Linked DNA regions of Mus musculus: all the other regions are linked to region 4. A link is a loop called in an ENCODE intact Hi-C map of the cell type or tissue named here. Cell type or tissue: heart. All regions are shown on one strand. Region 1 overlaps R3hdm2 (R3H domain containing 2). Region 2 overlaps R3hdm2 (R3H domain containing 2). Region 3 overlaps R3hdm2 (R3H domain containing 2). Region 4 holds the start of Inhbe (inhibin beta-E). Region 5 overlaps R3hdm2 (R3H domain containing 2).

The links. Hi-C counts contacts between places; a loop is a spot of excess contacts. Peaks named below come from ENCODE experiments on the same cell type or tissue, not always from the same donor. Only the 100,000 strongest peaks of a DNase experiment are listed, where the experiment ranks them.
Region 1: a loop joins it to region 4, with 2.3 times the contacts of the local background. A loop is called at or near these places in 5 of 42 quality-filtered maps.
Region 2: a loop joins it to region 4, with 2.5 times the contacts of the local background. A loop is called at or near these places in 12 of 42 quality-filtered maps.
Region 3: it touches region 4 in a loop (2.7-fold over the local background); 5 of 42 quality-filtered maps call a loop at or near these places.
Region 5: a loop joins it to region 4, with 2.8 times the contacts of the local background. A loop is called at or near these places in 12 of 42 quality-filtered maps.

What each region holds. Positions count from the first base shown.
Region 1 is chr10:127,460,033-127,465,032 of GRCm38, forward strand. R3hdm2 (R3H domain containing 2) reads left to right here. Exons shown (of 26, transcript NM_001168292.1): 11 at 2,156-2,251; 12 at 4,950-4,981. Among named protein-coding and RNA genes, the nearest start is that of Stac3, 39 kb to the right of the region's middle. In heart, no CTCF peak of the experiment used is centred here; no DNase peak of the experiment used is centred here.
Region 2 is chr10:127,420,240-127,425,239 of GRCm38, forward strand. The region is part of intron 2 of R3hdm2 (R3H domain containing 2); the gene reads left to right. Among named protein-coding and RNA genes, the nearest start is that of Gm23819, 18 kb to the left of the region's middle. In heart, no CTCF peak of the experiment used is centred here; a DNase peak (open chromatin) is centred at 2,032; H3K4me3 peaks cover 460 bases; H3K27ac peaks cover 1,216 bases.
Region 3 is chr10:127,449,806-127,454,805 of GRCm38, forward strand. It overlaps R3hdm2 (R3H domain containing 2), which reads left to right. Exons shown (of 26, transcript NM_001168292.1): 4 at 2,187-2,228; 5 at 2,887-2,973; 6 at 4,825-4,951. Among named protein-coding and RNA genes, the nearest start is that of Gm23819, 48 kb to the left of the region's middle. In heart, no CTCF peak of the experiment used is centred here; no DNase peak of the experiment used is centred here.
Region 4 is chr10:127,348,556-127,353,555 of GRCm38, forward strand. It overlaps Inhbe (inhibin beta-E), which reads right to left and starts at 3,293. Exons shown (of 2, transcript NM_008382.3): 1 at 2,693-3,293; 2 at 847-2,456. The coding sequence starts at 2,990. The coding sequence ends at 1,702. In heart, CTCF peaks have their summits at 624 (motif pointing left) and 2,222 (motif pointing right); a DNase peak (open chromatin) is centred at 2,146; H3K4me3 peaks cover 878 bases; H3K27ac peaks cover 670 bases; H3K27me3 peaks cover 960 bases.
Region 5 is chr10:127,434,958-127,439,957 of GRCm38, forward strand. All of the region lies in intron 2 of R3hdm2 (R3H domain containing 2), which reads left to right. Among named protein-coding and RNA genes, the nearest start is that of Gm23819, 33 kb to the left of the region's middle. In heart, a CTCF peak has its summit at 2,354 (motif pointing left); no DNase peak of the experiment used is centred here; H3K27ac peaks cover 307 bases.

The sequences.
Region 1 (5,000 bases), 110 kb after region 4:
GTCTTTGATCCCCTTTGATAAACTACTTCATCTTTCCCAGCTCCTTTCACCATGGTGAGTTAATCTGACTTTGAGTGCTGGGAACTCAGGTCCCTTTGGATCCACTCCTGTGGAACTAAGCAGTAAACATGCTACACTGTCCTATCCCCTCACTTACGGTGGGGCTGGCTGCTGTGCTGACCTTTGTCCCTTTAGGTAGCAAATGATTGAGGATTAGCTTTCTTAGCTAAGTGGGGAGCTTAGAGTTATCCTACATCTGCTTGGCTGCCAAAGGGAATTAGATTTGAAGAGTGTGGTCAGGTAGAACCAGTGTGAGTCTTGGTGAGGAGTAGTAACCATATAACAGTACCTCATGTCTACAGTCACACTTGGGTTTCATGAGATTCTATGTGGTCTTGAGACCAGGACCTTGTTGCTTGCTACTTGAATATGAAAGGGAGTCCTTTTAAGAAAGACACCACTATCTAATGTGGACAAACACGCTGGGTCTGAATGAAAGCAAAGAAAACTACAAAAGACAAATTTTTGTAAAACAAGAAAAAGCCTTTCCATCCTGATGCCCTTCTCTACATTTCCCCAAAGCCCCTCTTCATGGATCAGGAAGTACTCAGGCCCACAGGCGCATTGGAATGGAATGGAATCTGTTTCTACTGTGAACTTTTCCTCTCACAGCTTCAAGCTTGGTCCCTAGTAGAGTAGATTCTGTGTGCTTTCTGGCTGTGGTATTAGTAACAAACATAGTATTATTATTTTATTGTTTTCCCTGAGCTGAGCTTTGGTTTAAACATATATGTTATCTCTTTTAATCCTTTCCACAACCCAATGTAAATGGGGTTACTAACCCCACTTTACACATAAAAATGTTGAGTCTACCAGATGTTACGTTACTTGCCTGAAGTAAGTTTACTGGGAGTCTGCAGCGGGATTCACCTTGATGCCCAGTTATGCTTTCTACCCTGCCATGGGTATGCTGTGCTCGAAGCTGGGCAGCTTGTCGAGGGCCTTGTGTCTCCTTGTAATACAGCTGATAAACACATTAGTAGAATACAGGATCCAAAGTGTGTGGAGGACAGTATCTTATCTAATTAGATCTAAGACCCTAGAAGTCTGGAGCTGCCTTTAGAAACAGGTAAAGAGAGAGAGAGTTTTGGCCTAGAACAGTGGGTTCCTCAGAGATTCATCTGGAGCCTCTGACTGAAGGTCAGAGTTGCCTGTAGTGTGATGACATTGAGTAATGGGTTCCCTCTTGGAGCTCCTTGCCTTTGTGGTCACGTAGAGAAGGGTTCTGTTACACTGGCCCAGGACAGGGTTCACAAAGAGCATCAAGAGGAAAAATGGTGGTGGGAAGCTAGGTGGTGGCTAGCCAGAGTGGTCATTTGCCCATCCAACATTGGTCTGTCACTCTGTCAGAGAACATGAACGTCTCTCTGTCCCCCGTCTCCTCCTCTACCCTTGCTGTCTTCCTCTCCTCTTTTCACTGTGCCTCATTTATCTGTTCCTTTCTCTGCTCATTTCTTTCCATTTGTTCTCTCTTTCTCTCCTGTGTTGCGCTGTTCTCTTCGTATTTCTGTCTCCTCAACTCCCCTCAATTGCTGTAATTAAGATGAGAACAATGCTTAGTCTTTGAGTGAGTGAGAATCTCACTCTGGAGATTCTACTAAGTCCTGCTTGACTTGGGTTGCTAGGATGTGGCAGTAGTGACTGAAGAAGGGTCCTGCTCAGTGTAGTTCTGTAACCCTCCTCTGTGTTCAGCTGTGCTAAACACTTACATCTGTGCCCTTTCAGCGTCCTTCTTCCCCTCACTTGCCCTCTAAAGCACTGTTGTTTATTTTCCCAGGCTGTTTTCTTGATCTTTACTGACTGAGCAGTACCTGAGTACCCCAAGGAATCGACCCAATCCTTATACATAGTTGTTGTTCTTGATATTTGGGGTTTGGGGGAGGGTGGGAAAAGTCCTCTACCATCCAGAAAAGCTGATCTCCCAAACTGCATGGTCAGATGTGCCCAGTGGAAATTTTACTTTATTTCTTTATTTTCCTTTTTTTTTTTTTTTTATGGCAACTGTAAACTTTCCCAGTTTCTCTTCCTTGCTGGTGTGCAGTGAGCTTGCAGTACGAGGAGAACTTAACTAGCTTAATTCTGCTCACCGATCTAGATGAGAGTTCCATTGCAGGATGGAAGGAGGAGCAAGTCAATAGAAGAGAGAGAGGAGGAATATCAAAGGGTCCGAGAGAGAATATTTGCCCGAGAGGTAAGTGTAGCTTCTGAGAGTTGTCAGACCATAGCTTTTAGCTCTTAATCTCTGGCACTGTGAATGGAATGAACCCTCCATAAATGTTGCTGGGTCTTTTGTTTCTTTTTCTTTTCTTTTCACCAACATCGGTCAGTCCAAGATTTGACCTCTAACCCTGAGCGTGGCTTCTTGAGAAGCTGCAGGGTTTCACTTGTGTTGGAATACATTCTGCTGTGTGCTATACAAAGAGAGCCAAGACTTGGAGTGGCTGAATTTGGTAACTATGACTAGACTGGAAAGGGAATTGGTTTTGGCAGAGCTGATGAAGGGCCCTAAGTCTCTCCTGCCCACTCTCCTCCCACTCGCCCTTCCAACTCCTGCTGTCTGTTCTACACATCTTTGCTTCTCAGGAGAAGACTCAGATTCCATACAGGCTCAACACACATCTTGTTTGGCCAGTTTGTTTTTAGGATATATTGATGCTTTCTTTATTAAAGGGCTGTTCTGGCGGCATCCTCTACAGGTCCCACAGTCCCCAAGCACAGGACACTACTGGGACAGGAAGCCCCCTCTTCCTGTATTTCTTACCTTGCTCCTAGAACAGGAGTGGCTTTATGGTCCAAAGGGCAACAGTCAGCCAGCTTAGGTAACTTTATCTTTAAGAACTGTGGGCCATATCAAATGCACTTGTGACCCTGTGTCTAGTTGCCTTTGCCTGTTAGTCTAAGAGATGTAGAGCAGGATTGCAGGGACAAGTTAGATTAGCAACAGAAGAACAGATCTTCAAAACACGTGGACCCAGACAGAGTAATATCTTAGCAACAAAGGAGGTTTAAATCATGTGGATGGACACTGCTCTCCCACCGTTCCTCTGTTCTTCTTCTTTCATCAAGACACCGCTCCCATTTTTATATCACACACAAACGCACACAAAACAATGTGTGTGTCTTTTCATCATCACCTCACTCAGAAAAATAATGGTCTCCACTCCAGAAAAAATGTTTGTTCGTTGTCTAGACAGAGAGCCAAGTGCTTTTAAGAATCCTTATGGAAAGTGGCACACAACAAGCTTTCTGGCCTAGGATTCAAGAGGCAGTCTTCTTACCTTCTATTATATAGATTTCCATTATGAGTCAGAAAAGTCTGTCCTCCAAATTATTCCTACTCAAGAGACTTCAGCACATTACCTGCAAACCAGGTGGGTAGAATGAGAGGAGAGATGTCACGGTTATGGCCAGGATGACCCTAAATTGTGAATAGAAATGCTTATGTCGTACTTGCTATCTTTTAGGCATTTCTTGTAGGTTAACTTATGTCATCTTCACAACAGGTCTGTAAAGTAATTTTAATTATTTCTCTCACTTTATAAAGAAGAATCTAAGACACAGAGATTTGGTAACAGCCTAGCATAACAATGCTAGTTAACCAGAGTGCTGGTGTTTGCTGTAGACTCTGGCGCTAGTGTCCATGGTCACAGCCTAATGGAAGCTACCTCTTGATAGCGTGCTCTGCTCTGGACTCTTAGATGAGGTAGTACAGCAGTGACAGCATAGCTGACTGTGTGTGTACTCCCCAGCCTCACTGTGTCAGGCCCTGGCAGAGCCCTGTTGTCTGAAAGCACAGATGGCTTCTTTCAGGGCATTGAGCTGGTTGTCACCGTAATGGGACGTAGCTACCTACAGCCATAGCAAAGGCAAAGTTAGTGCTTCTCTCCCTTTTCTTCCTGATTTCTAGTCTCTCAAGCCTCTGCTAATACATGTATTCTTTGTTAAATCCTTGTGGATTTATCACTTTTGTTTCAGTATTTCCTAGCTCTTGTAGTAGAGGCCTCGGGAATGTCAGAAGATCTAGATGAGGAGAAATGGCCAAAGCCCACCACCCTCCAAAGACTCCTGTGGAGAGGAGCCCGCCCAGTCAGAGGGAATGAGGAAGGGTAGAGTGAGGAGGACAAGGACAGGCCCGGAAGAACGGGAAGTGCCAAGAAGGGTGTTCGGATGGAAATGCTGCTGCTGCAGCCTTCTCTAGAGCCTGCGCTGCCCTGTGCAGAGCCTGCTGTGCTCAACAGCTGGACGCCCATCCTCAGTGCCTTTCCGAAGGTTTGGGGTCCACCACGGGGCTCACTTCACTCAGCTCAGTGGCTTTGTCAGAAAATGATCCTGGTGGAACTGTCTCAGACTTCAATGTCCTCCTTTTTTTAGGCCCTAAAAAGTATCTGCATCCCCAATATCTCACCTATGATGGGACTCAAGGCACAGCGCCTTTCATGTGGCCAAACAAAGGGCAGAAAGAGAAACAGCCACTGAGGTTAATTTCCAAAAAATGAAGTTTCCTTTTCATGCCCCCTTCCTTTGACCGTGCTTGAGATAACGTATGGCAATCATCACACTCAGTTCACTGCTAGAGCAATGAATGTAGAGCTGGGGTAGGGGGGGTAATGAGGCTTGTGGCTTTCCTGTCCCTCCTCTGACACTTCTCCCCTTACCCACCTGCATTTTAAATGCTGTGGAAAGGCTAAACCTGCCAAATGTTTTCACACGACAGGTGAGAAACTGGTCTGGGGTAAGGCGGTGTGGGTCACCCTAGCCTTGCTCCCTCCCTGTTGATGGGTGAGAGTTTGGGTTTGAAGAGTATGAGTGTTCATAGCATCGTGGACATCCTTTTCTGTTGTGCCTTATTATTTTCTTATGAGTTATTTTCCGTTTTCTCCTCTATCTAGACCGGCCAGAATGGATATCTGAATGACATCAGGTTAGTACAGTCACTCAGC
Region 2 (5,000 bases), 72 kb after region 4:
CAGCAACAAGGATCAGTAGCATTTCATTCAAGGGTGGGGGGGGGGGGCTGGCTGGGGACTGTGGGCGGGGGAAGAGGCACAGGTTTCCCAGAAGGAATTTCTTCCGGCAAAATTCCGGCAGGCAGAACAGATCCTTACAATGAGGTCTCCATTAATAATGTGAGCTCGCTGCTGGTGTAAGTGCAGATCCATCCGGGGTGAGTTTTGGATAATTTTCTTTCTTTAAATAAAAGTCCTTGGACTTCACAGGCTGAGAGAGGAGAGGTGACAAAAATTGGCATTTTAAAATAGCACTGTTGATTTCTCTGTACAATATACACTATGGAAATTCAGTTTTCAAATGTTAAATATTGTGGGGGTTTTCTGGACATTTTCAGAGGCTGTTTTTATCTTTAAAATATTTTAAATATTAGGTTTGCTAGAACTTGTACTGTTTGCTGATTTCTACTTCTTCCATGATTATTTTAAGCAATGCCTCATTCAGATTTTGCTTATGAGAATCACTGTGATTTCTGTTCTCTTTGGTGATGCTGTTGACGCACATTGCAGGAAGCAGGGAATCCCCTATAAATATCCTTCACTGTGTCATTACCCAGCTCTCCCTCCATGCCCGACTGGTGACTGTGCCTCTGTGTCCTGTGTCTTTATGTAACTGTCCCTACTCATCAGATGTGTTAAGGAGAAATATGTCGCCTTTGTCGCATCTCCAGAGCCTTTGTGTTTACAAGCATCTGGGAGAATTTTGCTAAACTGTTTTCCTACAAATGCTGTTTGATGTATTCTCTGGGTTTGCCACTGTTAATTTTGGGTGGCTTGTTTGTTCCTTATAATTGGCTTGTTTTTGTTTGCTGGCTCTGGTTTCTAAAGAGTGCAGAGATGGGATTCCCTCTGCCTCCAGTGACGTATTATTTTGTTTGCAGTCTTTTTCTTCTGTGAGGGAGGGGTCAGAGAGAAGGAAGAAGAAAAATGGATCTGAAGTCTTTGTGACTCGCTGCCGGCTGGGCACCACTGACTGGAGCTGAGGCTGGAGTGGGATGTTTAGCCATAGGGTACCTGTGCTTGTTTCTCCTCACAGCAGGCTTAGACCAGAGTCGGATCGCTGAAGCAAGGTGCTTGAATTTAACCCCGTGAGTGCTGATGCTAATGAATTTTACCTAATTGCTATTTCTAAATGTAGAAGGAAAACGAGCTCATGAAGGTTTTAGAACCCAGAAGCTGTTAATTTAAATTTGAGTTTTGGAGTGTGGGATTTTTCTGTATTTATACTGGTCCTGGTCACTTTGTGTGCTGTTTTCCAGACCTCAAAATAGGCAGTTATATAAAAGTCCTTGCCATTGTAGTTCAGAGTAAAATTTAATTTTGAATCTGTATAGCTAAAGCAAAGGTTAGGAAGGATTTGCGAGGTATAAACCTAGTTGTGAGCTTTAACAGCCCTAGATGGTTAGTTTTGGATTCTATTTGTGCTTTCAGTTCCTTTTAAGCCTGTCCATTTTAATATAGATGATCTCTGAAGGGACCTGCGGAGGTCAGTTTGAAGAACTCAGTAGACTAGAGCCTAGGAAAAGCTAAAGCCGCCTTGTGTATAAAGCATGCATATTTGGATAGCACATGCCAACTTGTTCCTTTAACAACATGCCTGTTTATTTTCTGTCTTGATTTATTTCTTGTTTTGTACTGCCATTATTCAGAATTCTTCGTAAGAAGTGAAAAAAAAACCTAGATTGGGCTGTTTTGCTTAGATATGCAGTTCTATTTTCTGTGGTACCTCAGTAATTTATTATATCCATAAATGTTTCAGACTAACAATTTAACTTTATTTAGCCGGAAGTAGGGTGGAGGAGACAAGGGTAGCTGTAGAGTAAATGAAGAGCAATGGATGCTCTCTCTTCACTGGAGACAGAGGCAGGGCTGCAAGTGTGGTGGTAAGCATGGTTCCACTGCGGCTCTGCATCTTGATATTTCAGCAAATATGTGGGTAATTTCTCATTAGCTTTTCAGGAAACCCCTGTGGTGGACAGCCCTCCTCAGCCGTTGCTGGGAGACTGCTCTGACGTCACTGTCTGCAGCCAGAGCAGGAATAGCCTGTGAGAGGAAGAACTGCTGGGAAATTAAAAGATGACAGTTTTTTAAAACGTGGTTTTCATTTGATTTAGGGGTGGGTAGGATATATCTAAAGCCTTTTTTTTTTAACCGTTTCAGTCATTTCCAAGCTCCCTAAAAAATACCAAAAGATTATTTTCTTTCAACTAAAAGTGTCTTTTTAATTTTGTTTTCTAATTATCAGGGCTTTAGTAAAGGTCAAGGAAAAAAGCTCTTAAAGGTGTTAGAAAAGTAAGATTACAGTTTCTTTTTATCATTCGTGTTCTTTCACTCTCTCCCTTTTGGAGGATTAGGGAAAGATCAAAGCTTTTGTAGAGGGTGATTTAGCATAATTTAAGAATAATTAAAAACACATGTTGGGAAGACATTTTGGCAACACTGACTGTATTGTTTTATATGATTTATTTACTTATCTAATTGCTGAAAAGAGGGTCTCGCACAGCTGGGGACAACCTCAGACTTGCCGATAGCCAACAATGACCTTGAGTTCCTCATCCTCCTGCCTCTGCCCCTGCAGCCCTGGTGCTGCCGGAGTGAGTTCTGGTGATGCTGACAGGAGACCGTTTCTGAACACCTCTTTCTCCTAGCCTCTCCCCTTTGTTAATAGCCTGTTATTAGTTTCACTTTAAGAAAGGGGTTCCTCTGGGTGTGGTCCACCCCACCCCCCAAGTGGATTTCTGAGTTTGAGTCCAGACTGATATACAGATTGAATTCCAGGAGAGCCAGGGCTACACAGAAAAACACTGTCTTGACAAAAAAACAAAATAAAGAGCAAAAAGCATTCTTGTTGAATGTTTGCTCTACCAATTGCTGATAGTTATCAACTATTTTTTTTTCATGTGTAAAATGAGTATAATAGTACCCACTCCCTAGATATTTTTAAGGGTCATAGGGATATGGGCCTTTTCTGTTTGTGAGCTAAGGCTCTAAGGTGGCTCAGTAGGTTAGGGTTTAGGGAGGGCACTTAACTGTCAAATCTGATGGATAAACTAAATTCTAAATTCAGTCCCTGGAACCCATGTGGTGAAAAGAGAAGTCACTTCCACAAGTTACCTTCTGAGTTGCCTACCTAGACACACACACACATTCTCTCTCTCTCTCTCTCTCTCTCTCTGTCACTCACACACACATTCTCTCTCTCTGTCACTCACACACACACACACACACTATAAAGCAAACAAAAAAGACAGTCCTATAACACTTTTTAAAAATTTATATGTGTATAAATACATATACAGAGATATACACTGGGAGTCTTCCATGATCACTTTCTACCTTAAAATATTTTTATTATATTTAAATTTTATGGGCCTGGAGAGATGGTTAAGAGGTGGTTAAGAGCACTGGCTGCTGTTGCAGAGGATCTGAGTTCAGTTCCCAGGACCCACCTGGCAGGTCATAACTATCAGTAACTCTAGTTCTAGGGGAACTGATGCCCTCTTCCGTCCCCCACGGGTAACAGGCACAGGCACATACATAAGTGAATCTTTCTCTCCCTTCCCTTTTCTCCCTCTAAACCCTAATCGTTTTTAAGATAATTTTTATTATGTATATGAGTGTTTTGCCTGCATGTACAACTCTCTACCTCATGCATCCCTGGTTCTGGAGGAGCTTAGGTGAGGTAACTGCAGTTGGAGTTACTGATGGCGGTGGGCTGGGAATGGAGCCCTAGCTGTGTAAGAGCAGCCAGTGCATTTAACCACTGAGCTTTTTTATACATAACATTTACCAGGTCTTATTTATGGACCACCTGTCTAGGGATGGTGCTCCCCATGGGGGGCTAGGCCCTCCCACATCAGGGCAGTTTTTCACTGGCCAATCTGATTTTATGTTATTTTGTGTCTTGTGTGTGTGTGTGTATGAGCACATCTATGCCATTGCATGTGTGAGGTGGTCAGGACAAGCTGTAGAAATCTGCTCTTTCCTTCCTTCTACTATGTTGTCCCAAGGTGCCCTTTTCCAATGAGCTATTTTGCCAGTCTTCTTTTCTTTTCTTTTTTTAATTTATCTTTGTGCACATGTGTGTGTGTGTGTGGTATATGTATGTGTACATGTTCAGACCCACATAATATGCCTGTGGAGCAAAAGGTCCAGATTGTCATATCCTCCTCTGTAGGGATCCATGGTTTGTTTGTTTGAGACTGGTTGTCCATTCCATTTTGTTTTTCTGTTGCTGCGATAAATAACTCTGACCTAAAAGCAGCTTGGAGAGGAAAAGGTTGCTCTCTTCTTACAGTTTACAGTCCATCATCGAGGAAAGTCAGGCTGAAACTCAAGGCAGGGATCTTAGAAGAGACCCATGAGGAAGCGCTGATGACGGCTCATCCGCAAGCTGACTCTTGGGCTCATGCTTAGCTGTCATTTGTATGTAGCCCAGGATCACCTGCCTCGGGATGGTGCTCCCCATGGTGGGCTGGGTCCTCCCACAGCAGTCAGCAATCAGGACAGTTTTTCACTGGCTCATCTGATCTGGGCAGTTCCCCAGTTGAAACTCCTTCAGCTCTGGGCTGTTGTCAAGCTAACTGGAACAGTCTCTCGCTTACTGATTGGGCAGACTGGCTGGTCTGTGAACCCCAGGGTCCTTCTGTCTTCTCCCTGTCTTCTACTTCCCAGTGCAAGGATCATAGGCCCAGCTTTTTTGCATGGGTGCTAGGGATCCAAACTCACATCCTCATGCTTTCCTGACTCAAGCATCTCCTTATGCCTCGGTTCCCAGGTATTTTAAAGACTGAGTTAGCGTTAGCCATCATTCATGATATTTAGAAATCAAATAGGGTAATGCTACCTGCGTTTCCACGTTACTGGGAACTTATTTGTTTCTATGTGAAGCACATATGGAAGTCAGGACAACTTTTGAGGAGTTGGAGTTGGTTCTTTTCTTTCACCTTGTTTGAGGCAGG
Region 3 (5,000 bases), 100 kb after region 4:
CAAGGGCTTAGTTGTTTGCACTGCATCCTGCCTCAGGGTTCTTCCTCTTCCTCAGCAGATGTTCTGCACAACGCTGTCTCCCCTGTGTTCTGTATCCTATCACTCACTACCCCCCATGCTCTTAGCTCTTCTTCCTGTCTCATTCCTTCTCTTATCCAAAGAAGCTATGTGACCATCACTGGACACGTAGCACTAGGAGAATTCTCTTGTTTTAAGAAGGGAAGCATTGCTCAGGTGGCAGAGGCAGGGGGATCTTTGAGTTGGAGGCTAGTGAGTTCTAGGACAGCCATAGAGAAACTATTAAAAAAAAATAGCCAAAACCAGGGCAGTGGAGGGAAGAAGCATTTGGAGAGAAGACTCCCCATTTTATTCCTTCCTTCTTCCTTCCTTCCTTCCTTCCTTCTTCCTTCCTTCCTTCCTTCCTTCCTTCTTCCTTCCTTCCTTCCTTCCTTCCTTCCTCCTTCCTTCCTTCCTTCCTTCCTCCTTCCTTCCTTCCTTCCTTCCTTCTTCCTTCCTTCCTTCCTTCCTTCCTTCCTTCCTTCCTCCTTCCTTCCTTCCTTCCTTCCTTCCTTCCTTCCTTCCTTCCTTCCTTCTTCCTTCCTTCCTTCCTTCCTTCCTTCCTTCCTTCCTTCCTTCCTTCCTTCCTCCCTCCCTCCCTCCCTCCCTCCCTCCTTCCTTCCTTCCTTCCTTCCTTCCTTCCAAGATTTATTGATTATATGTAAGTACACTGTAGCTGTCTTCAGACATTCCAGAAGAGGGAATCAGATCTTGTTATGGATGGTTGTGAGCCACTATGTGGTTGCTGGGAATTGAACTCAGGACCTTCGAAAGAGCAGTCAGTGCTCTTAACCATCTCTCTCTCCATCTCTCCAGTCCTCCCCATTCCATTTCTACAGCTAGAGATAGGACAAGTGTTCTGGACACAGCTCAGAAGGCGAAGGTGGGGCTGGAGAAATGGCTCAGCGGTTAAGAGCACTGACTGCTCTTCCAGAGGTCCTGAGTTCAATTCCCAGCAACCACATGGTGGCTCACATCCATCTGTAGTGAGATCTGATGCCCTCTTCTGGTGTGTCTGAGGACAGCTACAGTGTACTCACATTCATAAAATAAATAAATATTAAAAAAAAAAAAAAAGGCGGCGAAGGTGCTTGAGGGGAAACTTGTTGCCAAGTGTGACACCCTGATTTTGATCCCTGAAATTCAAGTGGTGGAAAACCACAGACAACTCTGGCAAGTTATCCACTTACTGCCACTATATTCCACACACACGTGCACATACACACAAAATATAATTAAAATAATGTTATTGAGACTGGAGGTAAGAGAACTAGATGATTTTCCAGAGGACCTGGGTTTGATTTTCAGAACCTACATGCTGCTCACAGCTGTCTACAATTACAGTTCCAAGGGATCTGATGCCCTCTTCTGATGCCCATTCATACCCAGGCACGTGTGCACAGATGTACATGCAGGCAAAACACATATACAAATAACAAATAAAGTAACTGGATTTAGTTGCATGCAACTGTGACTCCAGGGCTTGAGAGGTTGAAGCAGGAGAGTTGCAAGTTCAAGGGTAGCCTAGGCTACTTAGAGACCCTGTCAAATGAGGAAGCAAAAGAAGGAACTCACTTGGTCCAGTGCCTGACTAGCATGCACTTAGTCCTGAGTTTGATCCCTAGCACAAAATAAACCAGGTATGGTAATGGATGCCTGTAGGATTCAGACATTCAAGGTCATCCTCACATATATTGTGGGTTCAAAGCCAGCTGGAACACATGAGAGAGAGGCATGAGGGATCATGTTTCACTTCCGCTATAGAGTAAATAGACTGCTTTGAGCAATCTTATGAGGAAAAAGTGCTCCATGCTCTGGCAGTGAGTACAGTCAGGAGAGGATCCCATGCTTTGTCTAAAGCTTTTATCAATATGTAAAACCTTGGAAATTATTTTCTTCTGATTCTTCATCTTCTTGATGAATGGTGCTTCGACAGTAGATATATAGGATCTATTCTATATGACAGTTGCTGGAGTTGGAACGGGGCGGTACCACTCCAATCCACTTTCGACTTCCTGTGGTGGCATTTAAAGCCAGTTAGTAATTAGTGTGTGGTTGTTAGCATGCGTTGCTTATAAATATTGATTATCTGCACCTTTCCTATTTTCTAATTAATCCTCTTCCAACAGAGACGGACATCCAGTCATGGCCATGCCAGGAAAAGAGCCAAGGTGAGCATTCTTCCTCTGTCACTTACTTTCTGACATGATCCATTCTGCAGTTCAGAAGTGTGTGTCATTGGAGCCTGGCTTGTTCAGGTTAAATAGAAGAAAAGCTTTCTTGCTGCCTTTTGTATCTCAATCTCAAGGGTACATCACACAGAGTATGTGAATGCTGTTACATGCACATGTACATACATACATCTCCTACTGGAGAGTCTGGTTTGTTCTCTCCCATTCAGGCAGTCTATATCTGAGCCTGAAATGACACCTGACAGACCCCAGGGAGCCCGAGAGTGTTTGGTATTGTTCATACTGAGCTGCTGGCTTCTCTGTGCACTCAGGGCTTCTATAGAATGGCTGTTTGTATGAGTATTAATATTCACCAAATTCTCCCCCATGCTAACCTGGTCTACATAATGAGTTTCAGGGCAGCGAGAGCCACAAGGCTAGACCCTGTTTCAATTTTAAAAAAATAAAAGAAAAAAAGAACAACAACAACAACACTACTTAATAGAAACTGCAACTAATAGAGTCTAAGAAAGTGTTTTCTAAACATTCACCAAAGGGGTGTGTGTGTTTGTGTGTGTGTGTGTGTGTGTGTGTGTGTGTGTATGAGGTGTAGTTTTTGATGTTTTGTGCTGTTTTGTTTGTTTTGTTTTTTTTTCAGTCTAATTCCAAACTCAAGTTGGTGCGCAGTCTGGCAGTCTGTGAGGAATCCTCCACTCCATTTGTCGATGGGCCACTAGACACCCAGGTAGGTCCTCTACAAGCCTGTGTGCTGTTTATTCTGAGCATGACAGTGGTTGGGTAAAGCATGGTAGCAGCCCCAGCATGGACACTGGACCTAGAAATCAAGAAACAAAGTGTTATTTTATTTTGAGACATGGTCTTATGTATCTCAGATTAGCCTCAAACTCTATATGTAGCCAAAGATGACTTTGAACTTTAGATACTCCAGCCTCTGCATCCCAAGTGTTAGGATTATAGACCTGGACCACCAAGACTTACATGGAGGGACTGGAGAGATGGCTCAGTAATTAGGAGCACTGGCTGCTCTCCCAGAGAAACTTTACAGTTGTGATTCTCAGCACCCACAGGACAGGTCAGAACTATTTGTAACTCCAGTTAAATACAGATAGTCCAGAGGATCCAACACCCTCACATACATACACACACAGGCTAAACCAATGCACTTAAAATAAGAATAAATACATCATTAACAAAGAAACAAAGAAAAAGGCTCCTGTGGTAATCTACCATGGTGACAGTGGGGATTTTGAGTCTTCATGTCTTGCTCCCGGGGCAGAGGACCTGGGGCTGAACACATCCTTCCTGACACTCCCTTCCCACCCTGTTCTTGCAAGGAGAGCCAGAGAGCTTCAGCTGTGACTTCTTTTCTCTTTCTTTCTTTTTTTTTTTTTCCAAGACAGGGTTTCTCTGTGTAGCCCTGGCTGTCCTGGAACTCACTCTGTAGACCAGGCTGGCCTCGAACTCAGAAATCCTCCTGCCTCTGCCTCCCGCGTGCTGGGATTAAAGGTGTGTGCCACCACGCCCAGCTCCAGCTGTGACTTCTGACAGGAAAAGGTTGCCCTCTGCTGTCAGTGGAACAACAACAACAACAACAGCAACAACAAAAAAACCCAAAGTAATTAACAATAGACAATAGACACTCTTGTATAAGATAAAGTTAGGGCGGGGGAGATGATCCAGTAGGTATCTTAGTTGCACAGCAACTCTTACAAAGCAAAGCATGTAATTTGGACTGGCTTACAGTTCAGAGGGCTAGTCCACTGTCACAGTGGCAGGAAGCATAGCAGCATGCATGCATTCAGGGAGCTGAGAGTGCTACATCAGGATCCAAAGACAGCAGGAAGTGAGCCACTCACTGGGCCTGGCTTGGTTCTTTGAAAACTCAGAGCCTACCCCTAGTGACACACTTCCTCCAACAAGACCACACCTTCTCATCCTTTCAAATAGTGCCACTCCCTGGTGACTATGAGCCTATGGTGGCCATTTTTACAGTACAGTGGGTAAAGCCTTGTCATGTAGGTATGAGGAGCTGAGTTCATATGCCTACCATATGTGCTTCTATAGTAAGAGGCAAAGACAAGAGTCTCTGCAAGGCAAAGGCTAACTAGCCTGGGACAGACTACTACACACAGCACCCTATCTCAGGCAAGGTTCTCTGACCTTCACAAGTTTACGGACACACACAAACATGAACACACATATGCACACACACATATATACACACACTTTTTTTTAATGAAGTAAAGATAAATCTTTCCTCCCAAGATTTACTAACTAGATTTTGAGGGAAACACAAAAAGAGTTTGTTTGTACAAAGATTGATTTATTTTACGTGTGTGAACATTTTGCCTGAATGTCTGTCTGTGTGTCATGTGCGTGCCTGATGCCTGCAGATGTCAGAAGAGCCGTCAGATCCTCTGGAAGTAGCATTACTGATGTTCTGAGCTGCCCTGAGAGCCCGGGAAATGCACACGGGCTTCGCCATCAGAGCAACGGCTGCTCTTAGTTAAGCCGAGCCGGAGAGCTTCAATCTGTTTCCCAGCTTTGATTCTATGCCTCTTTCCTTTTGTTTAAGGATATAATTCAACTGCACATCAGCTGCCCCTCTGACAAGGAGGAAGAAAAGTCCACAAAAGATGTCTCTGAAAAGGAAGACAAGGACAAAAGCAAAGAAAAGGTCCCAAGGAAGATGCTATCCAGAGGTGAGGGCTGTCCTTTCATCCAGCTTAGCTTTGGCCCACAGTGTGCTGT
Region 4 (5,000 bases):
ATGAGTGTGTGTGTGTGTGTGTGTGTGTGTGTGTGTGTGTGTGTGTACCCTCAAAGGGAAGAGGCATTGGGTCCCCTGGAGCTGGAGTTACAAGTAGTTGTGAGCCACCGAACCTATGAACTAAGAATTGAACTCAGGCCCAGTAGGCACTCTGAACCACTGAGCCAACTTTCTAGAACTCCTTTAATCAGTCTTTAAGAAAAACCCTACATGCCTTTTAAAGCATGACTTCTGAATATCAGCATTGTGTTAAAGTATAAACAGTGGAAAGTATGGTAACAAAAGAACACACAGCCAGGTGTGATGGTTTATGCCTTTAATTCCAGGGTAGGAGGGGCTGAGGCAGGAGGATTGAGAGTTCCAGGCTAGCTTGGGCTGTTTCCAAACAAAACACAAAACAAACTTTGCGTGTGTGTGTGTGTGTGTGTGTGTGTGTGTGTGTGTGTGTGTGTGTGTGTGTGTGTGGTGGTGGTGGTGGTGGTGGTGGAGGAGAGATGGCTCCACTAGGGATGCTTGTTTTTCTTATTGAGGACCTGAGTTCTGTTAATCCCAGTACTCACATGTAATTTACACACAGCTCTAACTTTAGTTCCAGGGATCTAGCGCCCTCTTCTGAACTCCACGGGCACTGCAAGCCAGCGCTGCACTTAACATGCAGACAAAAGACTCATACACATAAAATAAAAATAAATAAAATTGTTTAAAGGAGAGAAAGGAAAAGACTATATCAGCAATCATGTCATCAGCTGTGTCATATAACACACTCTGGAAAGACTGTCTGGTTTGTTTGTTTGTTTGTTTGTTTGCTTTGAGACAGGATCTCATTCTATAGCTCAGGCTAGCCCAGAATTCACTATGAAGGCCGGTCTTGAACTCACGGTGCTGTAGTTATAAGTGTAAGCCACCACACCCTGTTCCCACTGTACAATGTAAAGATAATGGTAGCAAATGATAAATAACATCTCAGTGTGATTATGAAAATAGTCTTGAAAACCCCTGAGAAAGTCTCAGAAACCCGCTGGGGCACAGAGGTCCCCAAACCACACTTCGCTTCTGGCCCATTTTAACAACCCCTTACACAATTCTCTGGTGCTTTTCTTTCTCCTTTTTATTAAGAAAATATAAAATGTATGTCACCCGCGTGGGTCCTGTCCTCGAGGGGGAAGCCTAAGAACTTACGAGTTCAGCACCCCTTTTTACTGATTCTCGATTCCAGGGACCCCGACACCCCTCCTTCCTCGGCGCCTGCTCCTCTTCCTCTTGACCTTGTCAAAGCAGGCAATGCACCCTGTTCTTAGCCTGTATGTTTGTCTTTTCCTAATCTGCCCACCCTTCTACTTCCGCCTTCATTACTTGAGGAACTTCTTTCTCGGGAGAGACTAAATAGTTTCTCCCTGTGTTCTTCCTTCCCTCCCACGGCATCCCTGCTGTCCTGGAACAGGGCTTGATGTAGAAAATGGTGCTGGCCAGGCAGTCCCTTGAAAGGCAACGCTTTACCCATCTGTCCACATTTGAAACAGCCTGAAATAGGCCAGAATCTGGGACAAGAAAACGCCCATTTAAGTTCCATAGGGGTCAAACCCAGGCATACTGCTACACAGCTTATTGGGTGTCAGTATGGATCCGGAACTCGAGCTTCCAGACACGTGGGAACCCCCAACTTGAACCTTGAACTTCACCCAGAACCTTCAGGCCCTGTTGCTAGCTGCAGCCACAGGCCTCTACTACCATGTCTGGCACATCGGTCTTGACCACATTGCCATTATGGTCAAGGTAGAGGAGAGAGAGAGGCCTTCGTGCAGTGGGGACACAGCAGGAAGAACCCGCAGGCCAAGGGTTGTTGGCTTTGAGGAGGCTAAAGACGGCAGAATGGAAGGAGGCAGCAATGCCAGGACTGCCAGCCAGGTGGGGCGGGCACTGCCCACTGCAGTAATTCAGCTGGTATCCCTCCGGCTGCAGGATCCAATCCCGCCACCCCAGCTCCTGGAAGTCTACATAGTGGTCTCGCCTACAACATAAGGGGGTCTCAGGCTCACAGGTGGGAGTCCTCCTCCTGGCCCGACCTGCTCCAGGTTCATTAGCTCGGATCTTAAGTTCCAAGAAGGGACGTTGCTGTCCCGCTGTGTCCAAGAGCAGCCGTGGCAGTCCCGCAGCGGTGCTGTTAAGGTCCAGGGGTCTAAATTCCAGTTGGAGTTTCACGACGCCAGAGTCCTCACTCCGCAAGCCGCTAGAGGGCAGAGTCAGGGCGTGCCAGCCAGAGGAAGTGGTTTGGTGCTCAGCTAGGAAGGTGCGGAATCCTCGGCACCTAGTGGTGCCGCAACGGAAGATCCTCAGGTACAGAGTGCCCGGAAAAGAGGGAGGCACATGCAGCCAGAGGCGGGCATGGTACAGGTGGTGGGACCAAAGAGGGGACAGCTGGAAGGTGAGCATGGAGCGGTAGGTTGAAGTGGATTTGTCTGCTCAGACAAAAACAAAAACAAACAAACAAAAAAGCAAATTAAAACATGAACAAAGCTTCTCTCTGACACTCGGCCACCCTACCCAACCATCCCTCATCTCTCATACAGACCTCTGCAAAGGGCCTGGACGGCCTGTGTCCCCAGCTCTTTCTCTTGCCACACCCCACGCCTCCTGCCTCCCCTGCAGGCCTCTCCTTGTGTCTCCTGTCCCCGGTCTCTCTCCCCTCACCCACCTATGATGGTAGCAAAGCTGATGACTTTCTCTCGGTTGCCAGGGACCATGCTCTTGGGCTGCAGTCTCCGGAGGGCTCTGGTCAGTGCTGCCTGGGGCAGAGGCCGAGTTATTCTGGGACGGCTGGTTAGGTGCAGTCCCTCCAGGATTTGCTGCTTGGCTAGCTCCAGGACCAGAGCGCGTTCTCCTTGGGGTGCCAGTGTTGGGCCCCCACAGGACGGGCACGCAGATCTTGTACTCTGCACCCACACCAATGCCCACAGCAGTATTAGCCAGAGCTGGGCTTTTGGAAGCTTCATGCTCCAGGTAGATGGCTCTGCTTTGAGAACCTCGAATGGGTGGCAGTTTTATGAGTCTGATTTCCCAAAGAGGATACAGAAGCAGCAGCAGCAGCAGCAGCAGCAGCAGCAGCAGCAGCAGCAGCAGCAGCAACAGCAAACCAGTGTCACAGCTACCCTTGACAAAGAGCAGACCAAGCTACTTGTCCTCAATAGCCTAGGACTCAGGAAGACTGAGAGTAGATCGCCTGGTGGGGTAGCTATGTGTGACCCTCACAGTTCATGACTAACTACTGGCAGGGCCTCTTTAGAGCCAGTTGCTTGGGATCCCTCACCTAGCGGTCAACCAGCAGACCTACCCTCTGAACCTTAGGATTGGCCAGCTGCGCTGCCCATCAGGCCCCTGCAGGGGGTGGAGGGCTCCCCCGGGACTCGAGTTTCACCATCTGGGTGTGGTGGCTTGAGGTAGGGGTATGGAGGTGCAACGTGGACATGCATGATGCAAGAAAGAGGATGATTTCACACGGTCAGTTCCCAAGGTCTGGGATTCAGGTGAGGGAGTCCATAGGAGCCAGGTGGGGATGGGCGGTGGCTCCTCAGTATGCCCTGACTGACTTCCGAGCTTGAAAACGGAAACCGTTTTATGAGGCTGTTTCAGTGGGTTAGTTCTCGGGGTTTCCATGTCAGAACAATAATTCTAGCGTTCAAGCCGAGTTAGGTTTTAGAAAGGGTGGTTTAAAAAAAAAATGGAGTCCTCTTGATCAGGCCTAGGTGGCAGTGCCACGGGACATAGAAATTACCTTTTGACCCTGCCTGTGCTGGCTGCCCAGAGTCCACCTGGGGGAGGGCCAGAGCAGGGATGAGGACATCTTCTGTGATGTCTGGGGAAACCCGGCCAGGTGGGCTCGTGGTGATGCAATCTTACAGCAGAGCAGAGTCCGGCAGAGCTGGCAGAAGGGCGAGCGCCTTTGAAGCACCTGTGCCTGGTAACTACTGCCTTTAGGGTACTGTAGGAGTTGGCCAAATCTGAGGCAGCCCAGGAGTGGTGCCAGGCTTCTGGTAATGTAGTTGGAAAATGGAAATTTAAGGGACCTAGGGGACAAAGCCGGAAAAGCCGCCTCAGGTCTTGGTCATCCAGGCTTTGTTTTATTTTTGCTTGTTTGTTTGAAAGATTTATTTATTTTATATATGTGAGTACACTGTCACTGTCTTCAATCAGATACACCAGAAGAGGGCATTGGATGCCATTACAGATGGTTGTGAGCCACAACGTGGTTGCTGGGAATTGAACTCAAGTCCCCTGAAAGAGCAGCCAGTGCTCTTAGCCACTGAGCCATCTCTCCAGCCCCCGACTTTGTTTTTTAATGTGTGCGCATGTGTGTGTGTGTGTACGCGCGTGCTCGTGTGTGTGCATGTGTGTGCTTGTGTGCACGTGTGTGTGCTCGTGTGTGTGCATGTGTAAGCTGGAGCACAGCCCTGTGTGCCATCCCTAGGGACGTCATCCACCTACCTCCTTTGAGACAGGACATCCTTGCTGGTCTGGAACTCACTAATTAGACTACACTGGCTGGCCAGTGAGTCCCAGTGTCTGCAACGCTGGGATTGCATTTCTACCTGGGCTCTGGAGACTCTAATGCAGGTCCATGCGCTTGTAAAGCAATAGCTTTATCTACTGAGTTATCTCCCAACATCTGACCTCCCCCAACCCCATTATAGGCTCTCTTTGTGTAGCCCTGGCTGTCCTGGAACTTGCTCTGTAGACCAGGCTGGCCTTGGACTCACAGAGCTCCACCTGCCTCTGCCTCCTGAATGTTGGCATTAAAGATGTATGCCATCAGCACCCAGCTTATTTGGGGTGTGGGGGTGTGGGTTGTTATTTTTTAATTTTTTAATTTGCTTTGGTTTTTGTCTTTTGAGATGAGGTGTTTCTACGATGTCCAGGCTGGCTAGAACTTCTAGTATAAGTGATTCTCATGCCTCAGTTTCCTTTGTCGTGAAGACTATGGTGAATTACTTTATTTTGTTGTGGTC
Region 5 (5,000 bases), 86 kb after region 4:
TAAGGAAATGAAAAATATCAAAGTCATAGAACAAATGTAGACTTTGCTTTGTTTTGTTATTTTAAAAATGTAGACATTAAGAGAGAGGGCTCAGCAGTTAAGAGTGCATACTGCTCTTGCAGAAGGCCTGAGTTCAGTTCCTAGCACCCATGTGAGGTGGCTCCTGAACCCCTGTACTCCAGCTGCAGGGATAAGATACCTCTGGGCTCCTCAGGCACCTGTACTCAAACACACACACACACACACACACACACACACACACACACACACACACACACACAATTTTTACAATTAGCTTTTAAAAAATCTTTTAGAAAGTCACTGTAGACATTGAACAGTGTGGACATTGAAGTCAGACAGCGTTGAGGTTCTGGTCTCCTTCCGCTTCCTTATGATGTGCCCTGATCAGGGCTGATGAGTCGGTAGCTGTGGTCGGTAGGTAAGAACTCAAGTGCATAAAGCAGTGGGCCCATAGTCCTGCTCAGTTAGTATGGACATCATTTTCTTTCCTAATTCTGTCAGAAAACATAAGAGTTTGCTGGATATTGTGGCATACACTTTTAATTTCAGCACTAAGAAAGCAGAAAAAAAACCAGCCAAACAACAACAGAAACAAAACTAAACAAAAAGAAGACAGAGGCAGGTAGTGTTCCGTGAGTTCAAGGCTGACCTAATCTACATAGCAAGTTCCAGACCAGCAGGACTCTGAAGTATACTTTACTCCTCTTAACCCCAAAGAAAGAGAATAGAAAGAGAAAGGAAGAAAGAAAATAAGATGGTTGTTGGTGCATGGGCCTCTACTGTTTTATTATTTTAATATCTTTCATTTGTTCTCTATAAAATTCAGACATGTATGCAATGTTTCTTAATAATTTTCACCCCAATTCCCCTCTCTCATTGTACCCCAAGAATCCCCAGCATGTCTTTCCACCTTGTCCCCTCCCCTCCCTACTTGGGGCACCTCCTGAGTCCAGTTAGCGCTGCCTGCTAGAATGCTGACTGACCTTGCTGGCTTGGTCTTTTGTGTGTCTTATGCAGGTAATCACAGCAGCTATGAGCTTGTAGTGCAGGTATCGTGTCCTCAAGGCAGCATTCATAGCCCGCAGCACCTGGATCTCACCTTCCTTCCCGTCTTCAGCAGCGTACCTGACCCTGTGGGAGAGTTGGCAGACGTGTTCCGTTTAGGGCTGAGCGCTCTGTTGGATCTAGAGTTACAGATTGTTATAAATGTCATATAAGTGCTAGGAATCGAACCTGAGTCCTCTGTATGAGCAGCCAGTGCTCTTAACCTCTGAGCCTCTCAGCTGCCTTTTGTTAGATTTGTAAGTTATATTGCAAAGTAGTGGCTTCATAAGTCGGGGTGGGGGGGATGTACATGTGTGTGTACATGCACATATACATACATATATATCCATATGTGTACATATTTAATTTTAGTTAACCACCTCCCACGCCGCCTTCTCCTCCATCCCAACCCCTAAGTCTCTTAACTCCTAGTATCCCACACACACTTTATTTTTTTAATCCTTTGTTCTTATTAATTCCTGAAAGTGTTTCTTTTAAGTTTTCATTTTCTTTCTTTTTCTGGCTTTCTTTGTTTATTGTGGGGGCAGAGGTTTGTGGAGCTCAGGGGAGAGTTTTGCACAAGTTGGTTTTCTGTCTATCATGCAGGTTCAGTACCTTTCTTTACCCATTGAGCTATCTTGCTGGCTTCTTAAGGTTTTTGTTTGTTTGTTTGTTTGTTTTTGTTGTTGTTGTTTTGTGTGTATGTGGGTGTAACGGGAAAATACACAGATCTTAAATTTTCTGTTAATGAGTTTTGGAAGTTATATACTGCAGCTATAAAACCACACTGCAGAGTCTGGAAAACTGTCTCAGTAATTAAGATCTCTTTCTCTCTCCTCTTACAAAGGACCAGGGTTCAGTTTCCAAGACCCCACATGGCTGTACACATCCATCTGTTACCTCCATTTCCAGGGGATCCAGCAACCTCTTCTGGCCACACAGACACAAGACACACTTGTCTTTGTGTTAAACAATGATTTACTTATTTATTTAGTGTGCCTTGGTGCTCTATGTGCATGTCAGATCTCCTGGAACTGGAGTTGCAGACAGTTGTGAGCTGCCATGTGGGTGCTAGGAATTGAACCTGGGTCTTCTAAAAGATTAACTGGTACTCTTTACCACTGAGCCATCTCTCCAGCACAAAAATAGATCTTAATGGGGCTGGAGAGATGGCTTAGCAGCTAAGGGCACTGACAGCTCTTCCACAGGTTCTTCCAGAGTTCAATTCCCAGCAAGCATATGGTGGCTTACAACTGTATGTAATGGGATCTGGTACCCTCTTCTGGTGTCTGAAGAGAACAACAGTGTACTCCATACATACATACAAAAATCTTTAAAAAAACAAAACAAAAAACAACCAAAATCTTAAAAAAAGAAAAAAAAATTACTGCAAACAAAATAGATTTTTTTTGTTGTTGTTGTTTATTTTGGGTTTGATTGCTTTTGTTTTGGAGGCAGGGTTTCACTCCGTAGCCCAGATGGGCCTGAAACTCATGGCAACTGTCTTGTCTTAACCTCCCAAGTGTTCTAGGAATGAGCCACCATATCCAGCAAGATTGTCTGGTTATCAGTCATTATCTGCCTTGCTCTTGCCCCTCATTAAAGCAACTACTTTCTGACCTAATCACCACAGATTAATTTTACTTACTTTTTTCTTTGTTTTTTTTCTTTAGATTTAGATTTTTTATTATTTGTGTTATAAATTTAGATTATTTTATTATTTATTTTTATGAGTGTTTTACCTGAATGTATGTATATGTGTGTATATATACATATAAAATATATATAAATATTTGTATAAACACACACACACAAACACACACATATACACGTACGTGCACACCATGTCAAAGACAGCATCCAGTCTCCTGGAAATGGAGTTACATATGGTAGTAAGAATAGCAAGTGCTCTTATCTGCTGAGCCATTTTCCAGCCCCTCCCTTGTTTGTGGTTTTTTTTTTTTTTTTTAAAGATTTATTTATTTATTATATGTAAGTACACTGTAGCTGTCTTCAGACACTCCAGAAGAGGGAGTCAGATCTTGTTACGGATGGTTGTGAGCCACCATGTGGTTGCCGGGATTTGAACCCCTGACCTTCGGAAGAGCAGTCGGGTGCTCTCACCCACTGAGCCATTTCACCAGCCCCCGTTTGTGGTTTTTTTGAGACAGGGTCTCACAGCACAGCTCAGGTTTACCAGCCTGTTGCTCTGAGACTATAGTTACATGTTTCTTTTACAGCTTTGAAAGAATAATCCTTTCATAGTATTTTCAAAAGATTTTATTTAAATTTTTAAAAATTGTGTGTGTGTGTGTGTGTGTGTGTGCGCGCGCGCGCGCGCATGTTAGCGCAGTGCCTGAGGAGGCCAAGAGAGTTTTCCAGTTCCCTGGAGTTGTAGTTCCAAGCACATGTGAGCTGCCAGGGGCCCGTGCAAAAGCAGCACGTGCTCTTACACAGCCACTGCCCATCTCCACCCCTTAACGTCTTGTTGTTATCGCTGTTGTTTAGATTGCTGTTGTTTATGTATTTGGGTGGGTAGATGTGTCTCACCATATGTACATAGAAGTCAGAGGACAACTTTTCTGGAAATTAGTTCTCCGTTTCTACCTTACTGAGGCAGGATCTTTCTTGTTTCTATTTCTGCACTGCATACTTTAGGCTAGATGGCCTAGGAGCCCCTGACTAATTCTCATGTCTCTTCCTTCCATCTTGCTGTAGGAGTGTTGGATTTACATATATGCATGCCATATCTGTCTATTTTTACATTGGTTCCAGGGGTTCTAGCCTAGAATATGCAGTGCAGCAGGAAAAAACCAGGAAACGGACTATGCCTCAACAGTTGAAAGAGAAGAAAGTTGTGCCTACCCCCAACATAATTTTGTTTGTTTGTTTGCCAACACAGGGTTTCTTTGTGTCACCCTTGATATCCTGGAACTGGCTCTGTAGACCAGGCTGGCCTGAAACTCAGAGATCCACCTATCTCAGCCTCCCGAGTGCTGGGGTTAAAGGCATGCATCCCCATGCCTAGTTCTCTACATAATTATTAAATACTTTGTTATGATCTGGGGAGGGGTCCCCAGGAAATGAACTCATGATGTCACGTTTGACAACGTGAACCTTTCCCTGCTGAGCCATCTCACTGGCTCAATAAAACATTTTTAAATCTATTACTTTGCAGCAGTTTGCTCTTCATATGTGAATGAGTGAAGGACTAGAAAACTTACATGGATTTATAACAGGGGAAGGCAGGATCCTCAGTACCTTGGGCTGTCTTATTTACACACACTTCTCTATTGGACATTGACTATAAAGGAGACAACGAAAGCTAAGCTGATGTGTCCGACAGTACTGCACTCAGGAGGCCAAGGTAGGGCTCACTCCAGGTTCCAGGCCAGGCTTAGGTGCATAGCAGACCCTGTCTCAGAAAAAGAGGCCAAGAAGAGAATAGAAGTGAGTCTGGCTTTCTCTCTGGGTATCCCTATGCAGTGTATTCCCTTTGCATATACAAATAGTTTACAGGGAAGTGCTTGTATGGGCCCTCCTGGGAGCTTCATGTCTTTGGTTTGTTTTAGTTACTGTTACTTATGAGTTAGCCACTTTTTGTTTCTCCTGCCAAAAGTAAAATCTCCTAACTCCTTAATTTTTTGTTTATGTCAAACAAACCATCAAAACTATTTCTGTGCCTCCTATTGGCTTTACAGCACTCTCATTTTAAACACTGTGTTTAATTTGGTGTGTTTGTTTGTGTGCAAGGGACTAAGGACAAGTGCATTTGCACCTGACTGTGCGGATAGAGTGTGAAGGCCAGAGGACATCTCTACCTCCATTCTCTACCCTTTATACCTTTAAGACAGGGTTTCCCATTGGGCATGGCTGTACACACCTTTAATCCACGCCAGACAGATTTATAAAGTGACAACTTGTCTCAAAAAAAA